Linked DNA regions of Homo sapiens: region 2 is linked to region 1. Evidence: read pairs that join two places in POLR2A ChIA-PET (ENCODE). Cell type or tissue: PC-3. All regions are shown on one strand. Each heading gives the region's core, and the rest is flanking DNA. Links, peaks and the distances in the headings are about the cores only. Region 1 has its middle 6.1 kb from the start of LINC00862. Region 2 has its middle 170 kb from the start of LINC00862.

Evidence for each region. Peaks named below come from ENCODE experiments on the same cell type or tissue, not always from the same donor. Only the 100,000 strongest peaks of a DNase experiment are listed, where the experiment ranks them.
Region 2: POLR2A ChIA-PET joins it to region 1 with 14 read pairs; 2 of 35 experiments call an interaction of 5 or more read pairs at or near these places.

The regions. Positions count from the first base shown.
Region 1 is chr1:200,378,402-200,381,320 of GRCh38, forward strand. No RefSeq gene overlaps it. Among named protein-coding and RNA genes, the nearest start is that of LINC00862, 6.1 kb to the left of the region's middle. RefSeq lists an enhancer at 2,371-2,420. In PC-3, for the core only: no CTCF peak of the experiment used is centred there; a DNase peak (open chromatin) is centred at 1,220; H3K4me3 peaks cover 527 bases; H3K27ac peaks cover 2,500 bases.
Region 2 is chr1:200,201,588-200,204,506 of GRCh38, forward strand. No RefSeq gene overlaps it. Among named protein-coding and RNA genes, the nearest start is that of LINC00862, 170 kb to the right of the region's middle. In PC-3, for the core only: no CTCF peak of the experiment used is centred there; no DNase peak of the experiment used is centred there.

The DNA of each region.
Region 1 (2,919 bases), core at 155-2,654:
TTTTTTTCTATGTTTAACATATTCATGAGGAGCAGGGATAGAGTAAGTACATTCAAGCCACAGGTAGTCAAAATAATTTTTTGCCATTGGTTTTAATTATATATGCCATGATATCTTCTGGTAGAAATGACAAACTATAAAGATAGGTTTGTGCTTCACATCCTATTCTTTTCCATTGTTGCCTGACAGAAGCCCCAATGAATAGGGAAATTACATCCTTGGCTACAAAAATGGGCATGCAATTAGAATCATCCAACGGACAAAGAACCTAAAAAATTTTAGGGATTTTGGCACTCCTGTTTCCAATATCTTTGCTTCTTAGAAGGAAAAAACTCAAGTCAAGCAATTTGCTGCAAAGCACAGACACTGTGACACATTCAGCAAGGACCAAGGTGTCCTAATTTCCCTGCAATCAGTGTTTTCTTTTTTTTTTTTTTTTTTTTTTTTTTTTTTTTTTTTTTTTTTTGAGATGGAGTCTTGCTCTGTCACCCAGGCTGGAGTGCAATGGCATGTCTCAGCTCACTGCAAGCTCCGCCTCCTGGGTTCAAGCGATTCTCCTGCCTTAGCCTCCTGAGTGGCTGGGATTACAGGTGGATGCCACAACACCTGGCTAATTTTTGTAATTTTAGTAGAGACAGGGTTTCACCATGTTACCCAGGCTGGTCTTGAACTCCCGACCTCAGGTGATCCGCCTGCCTCAGCCTCCCAAAAGTGCTGGGATTACAGGCATGAGCCACTGCACCCGGCCCAGTGTGTTTTCTTCGGAAACCAATGATTATCCTCCAATTGGTCTGGAAGAGAGAGAGAATCTCCACAGAAAACCTGCATATAACTCTTCTGGCACTGTTCACAGTTAAGAATTGCAAATTACTTTACAAAATTACTTCTCTCAAAATACCCAGACACCTGGCCACAGACTGCCAACCTAATACTAAAATAGGCACCTTGATCAGCTCACGCTGTGACTTTAACCATTCAGCTGCATTTGACCACAGCGACAGATATCTTTGCCAAAAGAAATATGAAAAACTCTGGGAGCTGATTGCAAAATTGGGATTGGTCCAAACTTTTCCAAAGTGATGGCTCTGTTGTCTGGAATGTCTCACAGCCAGGACATTTTTCTCAACACGTCAGCTCTATATAATGAAAGCAATAAGAAGAAAATCAGATGTGCACAGAGCTTTTCTCTCTCTGCCTAATATGGGAATAATAATTAACTGTCCAAAAATGTAAGCACTGGCTCATGGCTGATGATTCACCTTTAAAGTTGTGCAAAGAAAAAGGCCAAACCTTTTGCAAAGCATGTATCAGTCATAAAAATGTCTACTTCCTTTGACACAGTAATCTTATTGCTGGAAACTGATCCTAAGAAATGATCCAAAAGAAAAGATGTTCACTACAAAATATGAATCAACCTAAATGCCCAATAATCAGAAAAATGTTAGCTATAGTACATGTTTCTAATGAAATACTATATTATCATTAAAAATAAATTATGAAGACTGTCACAATATACAGAAAATAGAGGATGATATTAAATTGAAAAGCAGAATACAGATGATATATGTGCATTATGAATATAACCATGTTCAAATATATTTGCACAGAGGAAAAATGGAATAGCAGTATTATGGGTGTTTTTTCTCTTTTTAACATTTTGTAATGTTGATCTACTGTTTTATATGTAGAGAGAGAAAGGGTCTCACTCTGTTGCCCTGGCTGGAGTGCAGTGGTGCAATTATAGTTCATTGCAGTCTCGAACACCTGGGCTCAAGCAATTCTCTCACCTCAGCCTCCTCAGTAGCTAGGACTACAGGTGCCAGCCATTGTGCCAGGCTTGTTTTAATCTTTTTTTAAGTTATGTACAATATTTCATATTCCTTTCTATACAATAAACCAGCACATAAATAATTTTTAAATTATCTAAAATAGCTAGCTCATTTCAAATATTTGTCCTTTAAAAATTATGAGCAGGACACTTGCCCAACATTTGACAACCAGCAGAATATCCATGCCAGTTTTGCTTCAACCCCTCTGACCACTCCAAAGTCAACATAGATTCACCTAAGCCCAGAATATAGTCGGATCAGAAAGGCACATGGCTCTGCCCCTGAAAAACTCCTGGCTCAGGCCCTCCCCTAAAGAAACCAGCCAGGTGGTTCCATGGGGATCTGGGTCCCGAGCCTCTACTACTATTTCCAGGGAAGACCTGGTTTGTGAAAACCTCTGGGTCTACTTCCTGCAGCCACCCTTGTGCTCTGGAAGGCAAGTAAGCCATTTCAATATGGACTTTGGATCCTGGACCCAAAGGTAGAAAAATACACAGCTATGAGGCCTTTGTTTTGATGTTTGTTTCTCAAAAATGGATTTTTTCACACCCAGTACATGTGGGGAGCAGCTGTTTTGTAGACAACCCTACAGATCTCCACAGAAAGATGAAGAGGTGGGGGCTGCCCCACTTGCTTCTGGTCTGCTACCAAGAAGAGTTAATCATCTCCCCAAATAGTGCAGGGAATGAGTTTTAACCTTGAATATACAGGCTTTGCGCTCACAGATACTGGTCATTAATGTTTATGCATGAAAGGTGACAGTTTTTGTTTGGTATACAGAGCATTGAAAAGGAAAAAGGAACTACTAATTTCTACAGGTTTCATTGTCTTGAGATCAAATATTCATAGCAACTCAGAAATCTGTCTAGAGAAATGTAGCTATTGCTAAGCTAATGCTTAGTAAACTCAAATAGACCCCATTTTATTACTGATATATATGAATTATATTGTTTCAAATGCATGCTTTTATCAATAATTCTTCAAAGGAAAAATTTTTAATTTTACAGAATCTTTTTTTTTAATCTATCAAGCTTTTTCTAAACCATCATACCTATGTTGCTCAAAAATTGTTGAGACCCGGGGTCAAGGA
Region 2 (2,919 bases), core at 274-2,773, 180 kb before region 1:
TTGACTTCATGTAAAGAAATTACCCTCAATCATGTGGGTGGGACTCATCAAATCAGTTGGAAGGCCTTAACAGCAAAAACGGAGGCTTCCCAGAAAAATAAGAAATTCTGCCTCAAGACTGTCATATCAACTCCTGCCTGAGCTTGTTGGCTTACCCTACACATTTTGGATTTGCCAGCTCCGAGTGCATGAGCAATTCCTTAAAATAAATCTTTTGGGGTGTGTGTGCATGCACGTGTGTGTGTGTGTGTGTGTGTGTGTGTGTGTGTGTATGAGTGTCTGTTCCTCGTGGTCACTTTCAGACCTTTACTTATTCATCCTTTTGCCAAGCCACAAAAAGACATCAAAGACAAACACCTATTCCTCCAGGGCTAGTCCTTCACCCCTGCCATGCACCTGCTTGCAGAGGAGCTGCTATCCTCTACCAGCTTCTCAGTCACTCCTCAGCTCTCAGGAAAGAAGACTCTGGCTCCTGGATCACAACCTTCTGCAGCACCACCAATGATCTACAGGTGTATTGGGTTGGTGCAAACATAATTGTGACTTTTGCCATTACTTTCAATGGGAAAAACTGCAATTATATTTGCAAGCGCATGTTTTGTTCACCAGTCCTGGTCCAACGCCAAATGCCTACTTGACTCCTTTCTTGAATGTTACCTCTTGAACACCTCAAATGCAGTTTGTTCAGATTCAATGGGCATAGTCTTCCCTCTACTCCCAGTTGTCTTCAAGGGTTCCCAAGTTCAACATATGGCACATCCACCTATTAAGTTATGAAAGCCCAAACATGGAAGCCTTTAAGCTTCCTCTCCCTCATCCCCTTATTTCTGACTCATCACCAAGTCTCATGGATTTTATTTCATAAATACCTCTCAAATATATCTAAATGGCTTCATCCCCCCACCAACAACCTAGTCTAGGCTACCATTCACTCTGACTTAGACTACTGCATTGGCCTCTCAAAATGGCGCCTTTGCTACATGGGTGCCCAGATAATCTTTTCAAAATGCAAGTCTGATCATCTTCTCTAATGAACATCCTTAACAGATTTTGCTGATAGGATAAAGTGAAAAATCCTCGCCTGTGGGGTGTGGTCTTGCCTCCTCTTCCAGCTTTATTCACAACCTGCCCTCCCTCCACTCACTCGACTTCAACACACTGGCATCTCTCAGTCCCTCAAGGTCATCCTGTGCTCCTCTCTACGTGGACTTCTCAGAACCCCCTCTTTACCTGTGTAAATCCTATTCATCCTATAGGCCTGCTAGTTCACATCCTCTAGGAAGTGGAGGCCAAGATGGATTTAGAAGTGCAGGAGAATTAGCAGGGAAAACTTCCTTGAAGGATGAAGGGGAGGGAGCTGGCATAAACCAAGAGAGCCTTTGAGCATGATGAAGGTCTGATGCTTGGGAAAGGAAAGAAGGGAGGAAAGAGGGCTGGATACAAAGAGCAGCAAACTGCTCTGAGAAAGTCTCAGCCAGGTTGATGGCTACCAGCATCCGTGTGGCCTCGGCCTGAATGTTGTGCTGGATCCCAAAGGTGCAGCAGCTGGAGGCTGCCGGCCAACTCACTTCCCTCATCAGGTCCTCTTGTGTGACACCTCCATGCCTGCCACAAGACCTCAGCTCAAACTTTGTGTGTATTTGAAAAAAAAGTTTTTCTGTGTTTAAAGTTGATTCCTTAGATTACTATAGATTATCACATCAAGATGTAGAAGCATTTTAAAGATTCTTAATACATGTTATCAAAATTCTCAATCATTGACAAAAGACTAAATTACTTTGCTCTGTCGCCCAGTCTGGAGTGCAGTGATGCGATCTCGGCTCACTGCAACCTCCGTCTCCCAGGTTCAAGAGATTCTCTTGCCTCAGCATCCCAAGTAGCTGGGACTACAGCCACCCACCACCACACCCAGCTAATTTTTGTATTTTTAGTAGAGACGGGGTTTCACCATATTGGCCAGGCTAGTCTTGAACTCTTAACCTCAGGTGATCTGCCCGCCTCAGCCTCCCAAAGTGCTGGGATTATAGGCGTGAACCACTGCACCCAGCCACTGGGCTATATTTAAAATGACAGTTAAAAGGAAGGGTGGGCTCACATTTGTTGGGATGGCTATTATCAAAAAGACAACAGGTAACAAGTGTTGGCAAGGGTGTGGAGAAAAGGGACCCTTGCATGCTGTTGGTGGGAATGTAGACTAGTGTCATTGGTGGAAATAGTGGAAAATGGTATGGATTCCTAAAGAAAGTACAAATAGAGCTACCATATGACCCAGCAATCCTACTTCAGGGCATAGTCCCAAAGGAAATGAAATCACCACCATTTCAAGGTACCTGCACTCTTGTGTTCATTGCAGCTTTATTCACAGAAGCCAAAATATGGAAACTAGCAAAATGTCCATCAATGGATGAACGAATAAGAAACTGTGGGGTATGTGTGTAATATGTGTGTATATATATGTAATATATATGTATTACATATCTATAATGGAATATTATTCAGCTTTTAAAAAGGAGATCCTGCCATTTGCCAAGTGTATGAACTTACAAAACATTATGCTAAGTGAAATAAACCAGACACAGAAGGAAAAATACCGCATAATCTCACTTATATGTGGAATCTTTTTTTAAATGTTAAGTATGCAAAAACAGATAATAAAACAGTGGTTAACTGGGGTGACTGGAGGGAGAGGGAGGAAATGGGGGAAATGTAGGTCAAAGGATACAAAATAGTACATGTGTAGGATACGGAGGTCTAGAAATCTAATGTACAACATGAGGACTATGGATGATAACATTGTATTGTATTAAATGTTTACTAAATGAATATATTTTATCTGCTCTTGTCACAAAATATAGGTAACTGTGAGATGATGGATATGCTAATTTGCTTCACTACAGTAGCCATTTTACTATCTTCCTG